Regions from separate parts of the Homo sapiens genome. Here region 1 is linked to region 2. A link is a contact called in ENCODE Hi-C or POLR2A ChIA-PET data. All regions are on one chromosome and are shown on one strand. The core of a region is the stretch at or near the end of the contact, and the rest is flanking DNA. Distances in the headings are between cores, read along the strand shown.

What was found. Hi-C counts contacts between places; a loop is a spot of excess contacts on that map. ChIA-PET counts read pairs that join two places held with the same protein, here RNA polymerase II (POLR2A). Pooled maps may share reads with other maps.
Region 1: a loop to region 2 is called in a pooled map, with 2.6 times the contacts of the local background. The contact joins two enhancer-like sites. A Hi-C loop is called at or near these places in 2 of 50 pooled maps. POLR2A ChIA-PET finds 5 or more read pairs at or near these places in 2 of 52 experiments (CD4-positive, alpha-beta T cell and GM12878).

The regions. Positions count from the first base shown.
Region 1 is chr16:57,256,813-57,263,811 of GRCh38, reverse strand. It overlaps PLLP (plasmolipin), which reads left to right. Exons shown (of 4, transcript NM_015993.3): 2 at 1,742-1,915; 3 at 5,228-5,350; 4 at 6,783-6,999. The coding sequence ends at 6,899. Among named protein-coding and RNA genes, the nearest start is that of ARL2BP, 15 kb to the right of the region's middle. RefSeq lists enhancers at 1,420-1,973, 1,974-2,529, 2,941-3,000, 3,011-3,150, 4,194-4,749 and 3 more and a silencer at 5,362-5,574. Within about 2 kb of position 3,116, at least 11 of the 41 ENCODE cell types and tissues checked have a DNase peak (open chromatin) inside an H3K27ac peak, as active enhancers do; they include GM12878, where a contact is called at or near this core.
Region 2 is chr16:57,335,769-57,342,616 of GRCh38, reverse strand. No RefSeq gene overlaps it. Among named protein-coding and RNA genes, the nearest start is that of CCL22, 20 kb to the left of the region's middle. Within about 2 kb of position 2,901, at least 2 of the 41 ENCODE cell types and tissues checked have a DNase peak (open chromatin) inside an H3K27ac peak, as active enhancers do; they include GM12878, where a contact is called at or near this core.

The sequences.
Region 1 (6,999 bases), core at 1,867-4,366, 79 kb after region 2:
GTCCTCTCCGTGGCCAGGGATTCCAGAGAGTGCCCTCGTGGAGAAGGCGCTCTCCAGAGCATCTCCACCAGCAAGGGGTGGGTGGGGGTAGGAGGGGCTGGGGAGGCCCAGGATGGCCACATCCGAGGTGCCTCTGGGGGCCTCCACGAGCTCCCTGGGCCCTGCCTCAGCTGGCCCTTTGCTGGCCTGCACCCTGAGACAGTCTGCATAGTGAGTCGACAAACCTGCCGCAGAGAATTCTCTGTGGCTGTGAGGGCTGGGGCCTGTGCAGTCCAGTTCGGGCTTGTGGAATAATAAAAAAACACTTCTGCTGCAATCATTTATGTGCATGAACTTGTGGGTCCTCACAGTAGCTCTACAAGATAGGAATGGTCATTATATGATAAGCAAGGGTGGTTATACACTTGCCCACGGCCACACAGCCGGTAAGGAGAGCCGGGATCGAAGCCAGACAGCTGGGCTCCAGAGTTCATGCTGTTAGCCACTACCCATGCTCTGCTGGGATGGTCAGGCCCATCCTGCCGTGTGGGAACAGCCTGACAGGTAGGCCCCTTGGCTTCCTGGAGGCCCAGTTTCACCTGTGAGATGGCAACACCTGTATAGAAGGGCATCTGGGAGAGCCGGAGACGTGGGGTGTTGGGCAGGAGGTCACCCAGAGGCCCTTGTGACGTTCTCTGCTGGGCCCAGCTGGGAGGGAGGACACAGGGCTGTTGTCTTCCCGCCTCTGGGACTGTGGTGACTTGATCTTCCTTTCAGCAGCTTTTACTGAGCCCCTGGCAGGGCCTAGGGCCTGTGCTGGGTGTGGGGACGTAGCTGTGAGACAGCCACGGCTGTGCCCTCGTGGAGCTCGCAGTCTGGGGAAGGGAACGATTATGGCCCTGGATGGTGGGTGCCTGGGGGGCCCTGTGAGCACTGATGAGGGCTCTGGGATGCCGGCTGGAGGCGTGGGGGTGTCCTGGAGCACCTGACATCTCAGCTGAGACCTGCAAGAGGAGTGAGAGTGCAGGGCAGGGCCCCGGTACAGTGGTGTATCACACGAGCCAAGTCAGCATTCCTTTTTAAATTTTTTTCTATTTTTTGAGACAATTTCACTCTGTCTCTGAGGTTGGCATGCAGTGGCATGATCATAGCTCACTGCAGCTTTTAACTCCTGGGCCCATGTGATCCTCCTGCTTCAGCCTCATGAGTAGCTGGGACCACAGGTGCGCACCACCATACCTGGCTAACTATTATTATTATTATTATTATTTTTGCTTTTTGAGACGGATTTTCACTTTTGTCTCCCAGGCTGGAGTGCAGTGGCGTGATCTCAGCTCACTGCAACCTCTGCCTCCCAGATTCAAGCAATTCTCCTGCCTCAGCCTCCCAAGTAGCTGGGATTACAGGCACACGCCACCATGCCTGGCTAATTTTTGTATTTTTAGTGGAGACAGGGTTTCACCATGTTGGCCAGGCTGGTCTCGAACTCCTGACCTCAGGTGATCTGCCTACCTCAGCCTCCCAAAGTGCTGGGATTACAGACGTGAGCCACTGCGCCCGGCCTTAATTTTTCTGTAGAGATGGGGACTTGCTCTGTTGCCCAGGCTGGTCTTGAACTCCTGGCCTCCAGCGATTATTACACCTTGGGCTCCCAAAGTGCTGACATTACAGGCATGAGCCACTGTGCCTGGCCAGTATTTCTTAGCTAGATAAGAAATGAAACCGCATCTCTGGCCAATCCTGCCTTGTCTGACCCTCCTAGGTGCTGGGGCTGCTGGTGTGGGCGCTGATTGCGGACACCCCGTACCACCTGTATCCGGCCTATGGCTGGGTGATGTTCGTCGCTGTCTTCCTCTGGCTGGTGACAATCGTCCTCTTCAACCTCTACCTGTTTCAGCTGCACATGAAGTTGTACATGGTTCCCTGGCCACTGGTGGTGAGTCTGGGTGGGGGTACTGGAAGTGGCTATGACAGGACCACTGTGACTTTCCCTAGAAGAAGTGGCAGGGTGTGGGGGGGTGGCCTGACATCCTCACTGACCTAAGCTGATCTGCAGAGCCAGGGGTGGAGGTGAGGATTGATGGTTCAGAGGTCCAGTTTTTCTATTTTTCCTTCAAGACAGTGTCTCACTATGTGCAGGCTGGAGTGCAGTGGCTCAATAATGGCTCACTGCAGCCTTGAACCCCTGGGCTCATGTGATCCTCCCATCTCAGCCTCCCCAGTAGCTAGGACTACAGGCACGTGCCACCATGCCCTGCTAATTTTTATTTTTATTTTTTGTAGAAGAGGAGTCTCACTTTATTTCCCAGGCTGGTCTTGAACTCCTGGGCTCAAGCAGTTCTCTCACTTTGGCCTCCCAAAATTCTGGGAGTACAGGAGTGAGCCACCATGCCTAGGTGCACGGTTTTTTGGGGAACCATGAGCCAGGAAGGACACAGGCTTGACTTTGTCCCAGGAGGGGAGTAGAAGTGAGGGGCTGTTGAGTGGATTTGTAAGAGGCCATTTGGAATCTTAAAAATATTTTTCCCGGCCGGGTGTGGTGGCTCACGCCTGTAATCCCAGCACTTTGGGAGGCTGAGGTGAGTGGATCACCTGAGGTCAGGAGTTTGAGACCAGCCTGACCAATATGGTGAAACCCTGTCTCTACAAAAAATACAACAATTAGCAAAATACAACAATTAGCCAGGTGTGGTGGCGCGCGCCTCTAGTCCCAGCTACTTGGGAGGCTGAGACAGGAGAATTGCTTGAACCCAGGAGGCGGAGATTGCAGTGAGCCGAGATCACACCATTATACTCCAGCCTGGGTGACAGAGCAAGACTCCACCTCAAAAAAAAAATTTCCCTCTGGGGGTGGTCAGAATTTGTGCCTGTGTTGTGTGAGTTTGTGAGATTGTAGCTTGGCCCAGGTAGGCAGCCCTGTGGCTGGAGGCTGTGGCAAGCTGTCAGAAGTTGCCCAGGCCAGGGCCTCAAGTGTGCAGGACAAGCTCGGGCACCTGGCTGCCTGCAGGTGAGGCCCTGAGGCCTGGGAGAGGCTGGGCTCCCCAGGTTTGCCCCAGGACAGTCTCCCCAGGACACAGGGCTGAGAGCGGACATGGGAAGTACCCCGGCCAGACACACAGAAAGCTGCTGGTTTTTTTTTTCCTCTGACCCGGAAAACCCCTGCAGCTGGGGTCTGAGGCTTTCAGTGAGAAGAGAGGCGAGAAAGGCACATGATTGTAAGACAAGCAAGGCTGGGACTAGGCGGCATTGTTTGGAATTCAATGACTTTTTAAACCGAGGAAACGTGAGTCATCCTCAAGACAGAATGGGTTTGTTAGATCTCGACATCCCTGGCAGAAACAGGCAGCGTTTGCAGGGGTCGCTGGGCTTGCAGGGAAGATTTTGGGGCGAGGAGGCGGTGCCTTGACTTCCGGGCTCAGGGTCCACCCCCTCCCTCACGTCCCAGGGACCTCTAAGAGAGAAATCTCCAGAGATAAAAGCCTGTGTGTCTCTTAGGTGCAGATTTGGGGCTCCAGCCGTGGCTGTTAATGGAAGGAGGCTCCCTTCTGCCACAGTGGCAGGACATTGCTTCTTGTGCTTCTGGACCCTCAACGAATGGGGCAGAGAGGGCTTAACTGCATCTAGAGAAGGCTGGATTAGCATGGCCAATTTGGGATTTTCTGGCATGGGGGCTACAGACCCCTACAGGATCCAGGCAAGATATGTGAGTAAATTGGGTCAGGAGGGACCCTGGAGAAGCCAGCATCCATCTGCCCATCGCAAGCTGCCTCTATACTCACTTCATCTGTTCCTAGTGGGAATGCAGCCCCTTTGGAGCGAAATCTTTTGATATCCTAAGTTTTTTTTTTTTTTTTTTTAGACAAAGTCCCGCTCTGTTGCCCAGGCTGGAGTGCAGTGGCACGATCTTAGCTCATTGCAACCCCTGCCTCCCAGGTTCAAGTGATTCTTCCGCCTCAGCCTCCTGTGTAGCTGGGATTACCGGTGGGCACCATCACTCTTGGCTAATTTTTGTATTTTTATTGGAGACGAGGTTTCACCATGTTGGCCAGGCTGGTCTCTAACTTCTGACCTCAAGTGATCTGCCTGCCTCGGCATCCCAAAGTGCTGGGATTACAGGCATGAGCCACACTGCACCCGGCCAAGATTTTTTTAATATAAAATTTTTACATGAAGTCTTCAGGTTTTCATGAAATCTAATTTTATAATGTTGGTAATTTTTTAAAAGTATATTGGACGAACTGAATGAATGTTTGAGGACCAGGCGTTTGAAGACGGTGAATGGGCTCCTGGGGCCAAGCGTTTGGGATGAGGGACTGGTCCCTGGTTGTCAGCAGAGGGCCCCTTCCTGCCAGTCTGGTTCCATATCCAGCTTGAAATATCTGGTCCTCTTGGTCCTGACCCTGGCATTTGCTTAGAGCCTTGAGCTTAGGATGTGGCCAAGAGGGAGACAAAAATTCTTCCCCCTGAAGGCAGAGAGGGATGTGAGGCCCAGCCCAGGACTGGCCACAGAGCCAAACCTTGCAGTGGTACCAGGGATGGCCTGGGCTTGGCCCTGGACCACACTTGGAGGAGTAGCCTGTGTTTCTTTAGCTGGTACAAAGAGATGGGTCATGGATTGGGCTCTTTCTGTGAGGAATGGGTCTGGCACTGCCACTACCCCATCACTGAGGCCCTCCTGTCATTCCCCTCCTCCAGCCTCAGGTGTGTTCATGCTCCCTGCTCAGCAGGCCTCCTGGGGACCAGGGCCTCATGGGCTGACTCCCTGGAAACTGTGGCCTCTTGAGGCCCTGTTGGTGGGAAAGACCCAGGTGTTTGCATCACCATCCAATGGCTATTCAAGGAGTGTGCCAGTGGGAACCAAGAAGCCCCAACCGTTGGTCTTGTCTTTTTTTTTTTTTTTTTTTTTTTTTTTGAGACAGGATCTCACTGTGTCACCCAGGCTGGAGTGCAGTGGTGTGATCATGACTCACTGCAGCCTCAACCTCCCGGCTCCAGGTGATCTTCCCATCTCAGCCTCCCAAGTAGCTGAGATCACAGGCATGCGCCACCATGCCTGGCTAACTTTTTTATTTTTGTAGAGATGGGGCCTACCTATGTTCCCCAGGCTGGTCTCTAACTCCTGGGCTCAAGCGATCCTTCCACTTCAGCCCCGCAAAGTGCTGGGATTACAGGTGTGAACCACCGTGTCTGGCCTCTCTTTGTGTCTTAAGCCTTTTCTCTCCCCACTCCCTACCCCCATGTCCTGCAGTTAATGATCTTTAACATCAGCGCCACCGTTCTCTACATCACCGCCTTCATCGCCTGCTCTGCGGCAGTTGACCTGACATCCCTGAGGGGCACCCGGCCTTATAACCAGCGCGCGGCTGCCTCGGTGAGTCTGCTTCCCAGGCTCCCTTGGTGGTCTGCAGGGTCTCAGCCCCAGGACTCAGGCTGCTCGCTTGGTCTGAGGCCAGGCACCTGCCACCTCCTGAGGGGTTGTCACCTGAACACTCAGTGGGTCTTAGAGGGGAGCCGGGCCGCCTCCAGGCTTCCATAATTAACAGTGGAGAGTGGTGTGTGGTGGGCAATGGAAGTTTTGGGTTAACTATTTTTTCTTTTTTTTGAGATGGAATCTTGCTCTGTTGCCCAGGCTGGAGTGCGGTGACGTGATCTCAGCTCACTGCAACCTCTGCCTCTTGGGTTTAAGTGATTCTCCTGACTCAGCCTCCCAAGTAGCTGGGACTAGAGGTGTGTGCTGCCACACCCGCTAATTTTTTTGTATTTTGTATTTTTTTTGGAGATGGAGTCTCACGCCTGGCTAATTTTTGTATTTTTAGTAGAGACGGAGTTTCACCATGTTGGCCAGGCTGGTCTTTTGAACTCCTGACCTCAGGTGATCCACTCGCCTTGGCCTGTTAAAGTGCTGAGATTACAGGTGTGAGCTGCCACACGCGGCCTGGGCTGACTATTGAACCTTGTTGTAAATCAGCTGTGCCACACTGCCTTAGGGTCACGTGCCCCCTTGGAGAATGTGAAAAACATGCTCTCCCACTGACAAGTGCACGTGCAAAAACCTTTTGGTTTAAACCATTCTGGGAGATTCATAGGCTCTCCCATGAAACCCAAACTCTGGGCCCACGTCAGGTGGCCAGTGAAGTGGCAGTAGTCCCCTCCACGCCTGTCACCCTTCACACCACCAGGCCCTGCACACCATCTCCTCCCAGGATCCTGCGACACCCACAGTGAGGGAGAGGAAGGGACTACCAGTTCCTTTTGACAGACAGGAGGCTCCTGCTCAGAGAAGTTGGACGCCAGGCCTGGAGCCACGGCCAAGCCCAGGGGAGGGCAGGGCCTCAATGGGCACGCATTTGGTTCCTTACTCTTCCTGATGAGGGCAGTTTTGAAATCAGCAAATTCAGTGATGGGGACAGAGACGGGGAGCTTCTGAATGTGGCTGCAGGTGTTAGTATAGAGGCTTGAACTGGTTCTAGGAGATTCCTAGGGTGTCCTTTGAATGTTGTCTTTTTAGAACTAAATCCTTGCTAGGTGTCCCCTCTGTCACTCTTATCTTCTCCTTCATTGCCCTTATCACAATCTGACAGGCCCTGCCTGTGGTTCTTAGCTGTTTCCCATGGTTAGAAGGTAATGTTGGTATCCCAGGACCCTGGTGCTCATCAGCCCCATGATAAACAGCTGTGAAATGCATCTGGCTAAGTGTGAGATGGTGCGGCTGCCACAACCCCTCCTGCCTGGCCTGAGATCTGGTTGGAGCTTGTGTCACTGTCACCCTCTCGGTCCTTAAGCCCTTCTCACCTCTCTTTCAGTTCTTTGCGTGTTTGGTGATGATCGCCTATGGAGTGAGTGCCTTCTTCAGCTACCAGGCCTGGCGAGGAGTAGGCAGCAATGCGGCCACCAGTCAGATGGCTGGCGGCTATGCCTAAACCACCTGTGCCACGGCCCCCTCTGGGGCTGAAGCCGCCGCTGGGTCACAGAGCAGGGTCACCCTGCAAGCCTGAAGCTGGGGAGCCCTGCGTGGAGTCA
Region 2 (6,848 bases), core at 1,652-4,151:
TGCATTAGGAAAACAGATCCCACATCCCCTTCCAGGTGCTGGACCTTTACAGTAAAACTCAAAAGAACAGTCAATACTTGCTATCATCAATTCTCCTTTTTCTTGTCTCTTCATTCCAATTCTGATTGCAAATACTTCTTAGGAATTCCTTGGGATGGCAGAGTCATGAGAGGAAGATCCACTTCAGAGAGGGGAGAGATGAAACCCTGGAGCACACTTTATTCCTGAGGTTCTAATAGGGGACTAAGAAAATACTTTTGATTTATGTGGGAGAAATCATTGAACACGTGAAGGATATAAATGTCTTCTGTAGTTAAAAAAGGAACCATTGGAATCAGGTAAACTGGCATGTATTAGGTACTGTAACGTCAGATGTCATAACAAACAAACCTCAAATTGTATAATGGCTCAGACACAGTAAGTTTATGTTTCACCACATAAAGTCCAAAACAGATGTTCCTGATTAATGGGCAGCTCTTCTCCAAGTGGCGGTTCAGGCACCCGGACTCCTCCCATTTGTGGTTCTGCTGTTGTTAACAGATCGCCGTGTTCATCTACATCAAGTCATAAAAGGGAAAATAGAAGCAGGCCTGGAGCGTGGGAAACTTTTTTGGTCCAAGCCTGGAAGTTGGGTGCATCAGCTCTGATCACATTCCATTAGCCAGAATTCAGACACCTGACCTCACCTGTTTGCAAGGAAGGCTGGGAAACAGAAGAGGTGTACTCAAGAAGAGGAAATAGGTTTGGCAAAGAGCCAGCCAGGCTCTGCAAATAATGGACATCCTCCAAGGAACAATGATTGGGCAAAGAGAAGATGACTTACCCTCCAGGACTTTGTTCTGAATAAGCAGCTTGTCCTGGCCTGGATTTCCGAGCAAGTCCCATTGTAAAACCACAATTGCTCTTTCTTCAAGAAGAAAACCCTTAGAAAAGCAAACAATTCTACACATTCCATCTACCTCTTCTGCCATTTGATATGTTTTGTGGGTTTCCAATTGGCTTTTTGGTATTCTATAAAAATGAGAGTCATCTTATAGCCTGTAGGGTGAGGGTGTGAGTAGCATGGCTATATCCTAAGTCTCAGAGATACGGGCTCTGCTACCAACTGGCAGTGAAGCTTGACTACCAGGCCCTGTGCCCTTGGGACTCAGGCCCTGACTCTGTGAAATGGGACTGGTCATGCCTGCCACTGCCAGGCTATTTGAGGATCAACAACTTGCACATTCGCAGCTCCAAATGATCTTTACAACAGCCTTTGGTGATTGAAAGGGTATAAATGCCCCTTGCACATTTCACAGATGGAACACCCGAGCTGGACGGTGACATGCTTGACCCAGGGAAACTCCAACTCCCAGTCCCCAGACAAGAGGTAGTGGCTGAAACTGAGAGGAGGTGACATCTTATAGGGAAGGAAGCAGAAAGGGGAAGCAGAAAAGCATGAGGAATGGTGTGAGGGGAAGAAAGAAGAAGAAAATGTATGGACGTTTATCCCAGAGCCCAGGGTTCTTTCCGTAGTGCCTCCCAACCCTCGGTTCCCTGTTATTTACTCACCCTGAAGCCTGGTAATCTGGACACAGATGGAGAATTATAGAGAAGACCAGGGGGGAACCAAGAGCGTTTGGAATCTCAGGAGCCTTCAAACTGGACAATGAACAGTGTCATCTCTTTCTGTGGTCAGTGGCCACCTACCTAAGGAATGGGTCCCCCAGGACCAACCATGTGTCAGAAGGCTCCTCCTCTTGCCCTTCTTTTAGTGTGGGATCCTGGAAGTCACTGTCACAGGGATGCTGTATCTACATGGGCTTGGACTCCTCGTACGGAAAGAATTATTATTTTCTCAAGTGGTAAAATGTTAACAGTTGGTGGATCAGGATGATGGAAATACAGGAAATACAGGATTTCTTTACTCTATTTTTGCAAATTTGCTGTAAGTTTGAAATTACTAGAAGATAAAAAGTTAAAAAATAAAAAAAGAAGAAGAAGAACAAGAGCTGGGCATGGTGGCTCACACCTGTAATCCCAGCACTTTGGGAGGCCGAGGCAGGCGGATCACAAAGTCAGGAGTTTGAGACCAGCCTGGCCAATATGGTGAAACCCCATCTCTACTAAAGATACAAAAATTAGCCAGGCGTGTTGGTGGGTGCTTGCAGTCCCAGCTACTCGGGAGGCTGAGGCAGGAGAATTGCTTGAATCCGGGAGGCAGAGGTTGCAGTGAGCAGAGATTACGCCACTGCACTCCAGCCTGGGTGACAGAGCAAGACTCTGTCTCAAAAAAAAAAAAAAAAAAAAAAAAAAAAGAAGAAGAAGAAGAAGAAGAAGAACCCAGAAACCCCCTCATGACCTCTTCCATCACAACCCCTCTGCTGCCACCACCAAGGAAAGCCCATTCTGGCTCCTAATACCTAAACTAGTTATTTCTATTTGAATCATAGAAAAAGTGACTGGGTGCACTGGGTGCTCATGCCTCTAATCCCAGCACTTTGGGAAGCTGAGGTAGGAGGATTACCTGAGCCCAAGTTCGAGACCAGCCTAGGCAATGTAGTGAGGCCCCATCTCTCCAAAAAAAAAAAAAAAAATACAAAAATTAGCCAGGCATGGTGATGCAAGCCTGTGGCCCCTAGCTACTAGAGAGACTGAGGTGGGAGGATCACTTGAGCCTGGGAGGCCAAGGCTGCAATGAGCCGGGGGGGGTGACAGAGAGAAACACTGTCTCAAAAAAACAAACAAACAAAGAACAGAAAGAAACACTGAATCATACAGAAAGCATTCCTTTATGCCTGACTTCTTCTCTTTTTTTGAGACAGCGTCTCGCTCTGTCACCCAGACTGGAGTCCGGTGGCACGATCACGGTTCGCTTCAGCCTCAACCTCAGCTATCCTCCCACCTCAGCTCCCCTAGCAGCTAGGACTACAGGCATGAGCCACTGCACCTGGCCTGTGCCTGACTCCTTTCATTCAACATTATGTTTAGGAGATTCAGCCATGTCTTTGCTTGCCCTTTTACTTCATTCTCATTCCTCCACAGTATTCCATTGTAAGAATGTATCACATATAGATGGGACTTCCAGAATGACTGAGTGAGGAAGCTCTGAAACACCCACCCACCCACACAAAGCCCTCATTCTTTTCTCATTAAAGTTCAAGACTTTTCAAAGTAAACACTTCTCAATTTGTTACATACTGTGTTAGTTTTTTCTTTTTTCTTTTTTTGAGACAGAATCTCACTCTGTCACCCATTATTCTACCTACTACTTATAATTTTGATCAATCTCCAGTTTTCAAATGATTATTTTTTCTCACAGTTTTGCAGTTTTGTTATAAGTTTTTGTAGTTTGTTATAAGTTCTGCTAAGTTTTGTATTTTTAGTAGAAATGGGGTTTTTCCATGTTGGCCAGGCTAGTCTCAAACACCTGACCTCAGGTGATCCACCCGCCTCAGCCTCCTACAGTGCTGGAATTAGAGGCATGAGCCACCGTGCCCTGCCAAGAAAAATTATTTTTAAGAGAACCAATAGAAATTCTGGATTTGAAAAGTATAGTGTCTAAAATGAAAATTTCCCTGGAGGGGCTTAAAAGCAAATTTGAGCTGACAAAATAAAGAATTGGCAATCTTGAGGATAGATCAGCAGAGATTATACAAGCTGAATAATGGAGAGAAAAAAGACTGAAGAAAATGAACAGAGACTAAGAAGCCTTGGCCCATCATCAAATGCACCAACATCCAGGTAACAGGACTCTGAGAAAGAGGGAAAAAATAGAGAAATGGGCAGAAAAAATATTCAAAGAAAAAAATGGCTGAAAAATTCCAAAATTTGATGATAACATTAATCTACACATCCTAGAATCTGAATGAGCCAGAAGTAGGATAGACTCAAAGAGATCCACACATGAGCACGTTATAATTAAACTGTTGAAAAGAAGAAAATAAAAACTTGAAAGCAGAAAAGAAAATCCATCATATACACAGAAATGACAGTAAGATTAACACATGACTTTTGTCCAAAACAATGGAGAAATACACAACAAACTAGGAATAGAAGGAAACTACCTAAGCATAGTTATGTGCAGATTAAAACAAACCTGATAGTGAAAGACTGAAAGCTTGTTCTCTAAGACCAGGAATAAGTAAGGATGCCTGCTTTCACCACTTCTAATAACATAGTACTGGAATCCTAGCCAGAGCAATTAGGCAAGAAAGAGAAATAAAAGGCATCCATATTGACAATGAAGAAGTAAAATTATCTCTGTTTGAAGATGACATGATCCTATATGCAGCAAACCCTAAAAATTGCATCCATTAAAAAGCTATTAAAACTAACAAACAATTCAGTAAAGTTGCAGGACACAAAATGGTCACATAAAAGTCAATTGCAGCTGGGTGTGGTGGCTTATGCCTGTAATCCCAGCACTTTGGGATGCCAAGGCAGATGGATCACTTGAGCTCACAAGTTCAAGAACAGCCTGGGCAATATGGCGAAACCCTGTCCCTACAAAAAGTACCAGAATTCACTGAGTGTGGTGGTGCACGCTTGTGGTCCAAGCTACTTGGGAGGCTGAGGCAGGAGGATGGTTTGAGCCTGGAAGGCAGAGGTTGCAGTGAGTCGAGATCGCACCACTGCTCTCCAGCCTGGGTGACAGAGCCAGATCTTGTCAAAAAAAAAAAAAAGCAAACAACAATTGCATCTCTACACACTAACAATTAACAATCTGAAAATAAAATTAAGAAAATAATTCCATTTACAATAGCATCAAAAAGAATAAAATATGTAGGAATAAACCTAACCTAACCAACAAGATAAAAGGCTTATATGTTGAAAACTACAAATGTTTCTGAAAGAAACAAAGACACAAATAAATGGAAAGACATCCTATGTTCATGGATCAAAAGACTTAATATTGTTAAGATGTCAATAGTAACCAAAGCAATCTACAAATTTAATCCAATCCCTATCAAAATCCCAACATCATTTTTAAAAAAAATTCTAAAATTTATATGGAAACTCAAGAGAACCCAAATTGCCAAAATAATATTGAAAGAGAAAAACAAAGTTGGAAACATCACACTTTCTGACTTAAAAACATACTACAGGCTAGGCAGGGTGGCTCATGTTTATAACCCCAGCACTTTGAGAGGTCAAAGCAGGAGAAATGCTTGAGGCCAGGAGTTTGAGGCCAGCCTGGGCAACAAAGTGAGATCCCATCTCTACAAAAAATAATAATAATAAATAAAAATAAATAATAAAACATACTGCAAAGCAACAGTAATCAAAGCAGTGTGGTACCAGTATAAAGACAGACATATAAATGGATGGAACAAAATACAGAGCCCAGAAATAAACTCTTGTTCATATGGTCAAATGAGCTTTGACAGGAGTGAAAAGACTATACAATGGAGAAAGGACAGTTTCTTCAACAAATGATATGGGAGAACTGAATATCCACATACAAAAGAATAAAGTAAGATCCTTACTTTATACACCATATACAAAAATTAAATCAAAATGGATCAAAAACCTAAATGTAAAAAATAAACTATAAAACTTTTAGAAGAAAACATACAAGAAAGCTTCATGACATCAGACTTGGCAAGGATTTTCTGGATAATCATACCAAAAGCACAGATAACAAAAGTAAAAATAGATACATTAAACTACATCAAAATCTAAAACTTCTGTGCATCAAATGACACAATCAACAGAGTGAAAAGACAACCTATAGAATGAGAGACTATATTTGCAATTACATATCCAGGGTTAATATGCAAAATATATGAGGAACTCGGCCAGGTGCAGTGGCTCACGCCTGTAATCCCAGCACTTTGGGAAGCCAAGGCAGGTGGTTCACCTGAAGTCAGGAGTTAGAGACCAGCCTAGCCAACATGGTGAAACCCCATCTCTACTAAAAAATACAAAAAATTAGCCAGGTGCGGTGGTGTTCACCTGTAATACCAGCTACTTGGGAGGTTGAGGCAGGAGAATCGCTTAAATCTAGGAGGCAGAGGCAGCAGTGAGCTGAGATCGCACCACTGCACTCCAGCCTGGGTGACAGAGTGAGACTCCGTCTCAAAAAAAAAAAAAAACATATATATATACACATATATATATATATATGTATATATATATATATGTATATATGAGGAACTCCTGCAACACAATAAGAAAAAGACAAATAACCCAATTTTAAAATGAACAAAGGACTTGAATAGGTATTTCTCCTAAAAAGATATACAAATGGCCGGCCAGGCATGGTGGCTTACACCTGTAATCCAAGCACTTTGGGAGGCTGAGGCAGGCAGATCACAAGGTCAGGAGATCGAGACCATCCCATGAATGGTGAAACCCCATCTCTACTAAAAATACAAAAAATTAGCTGGGCATGGTGGCGGGCGCCTGTAGTTCCAGCTACTTGGGAGGCTGAGGCGGGAGAATGGCGTGAACCCAGGAGGCGGAGCTTGCAGTGAGCCGAGATCACGCCACTGCACTCCAGCCTGGGCAACACAGCAAGACTCCGTCAAAAAAAAAAAAAAAAAAGCAGATAGACAAATGGCCAAGATGAAAAAACGTTAAACATCATTATTTATTAGGAAACTGCAAATCAAGACAAATATCAACCCACACCCATTAGGATGACTAATTAAAAAAAAAAAGACAGAAAATAACAAGTGATGGCAAGGATGTGGAGGAATTGGAACTCTTGTTCACCGCTGGTGGGAATATAAAATTGTATAGCCACTATGGAAAACAGTATGGTGGTTCCTGAAAAAATTAAAAGTAGAATACTATGTGATCCAGACATTCCTTTTTGGGGTATATATCCAAAAGAATTGAAAGCAGGATCTTGAACAGATACC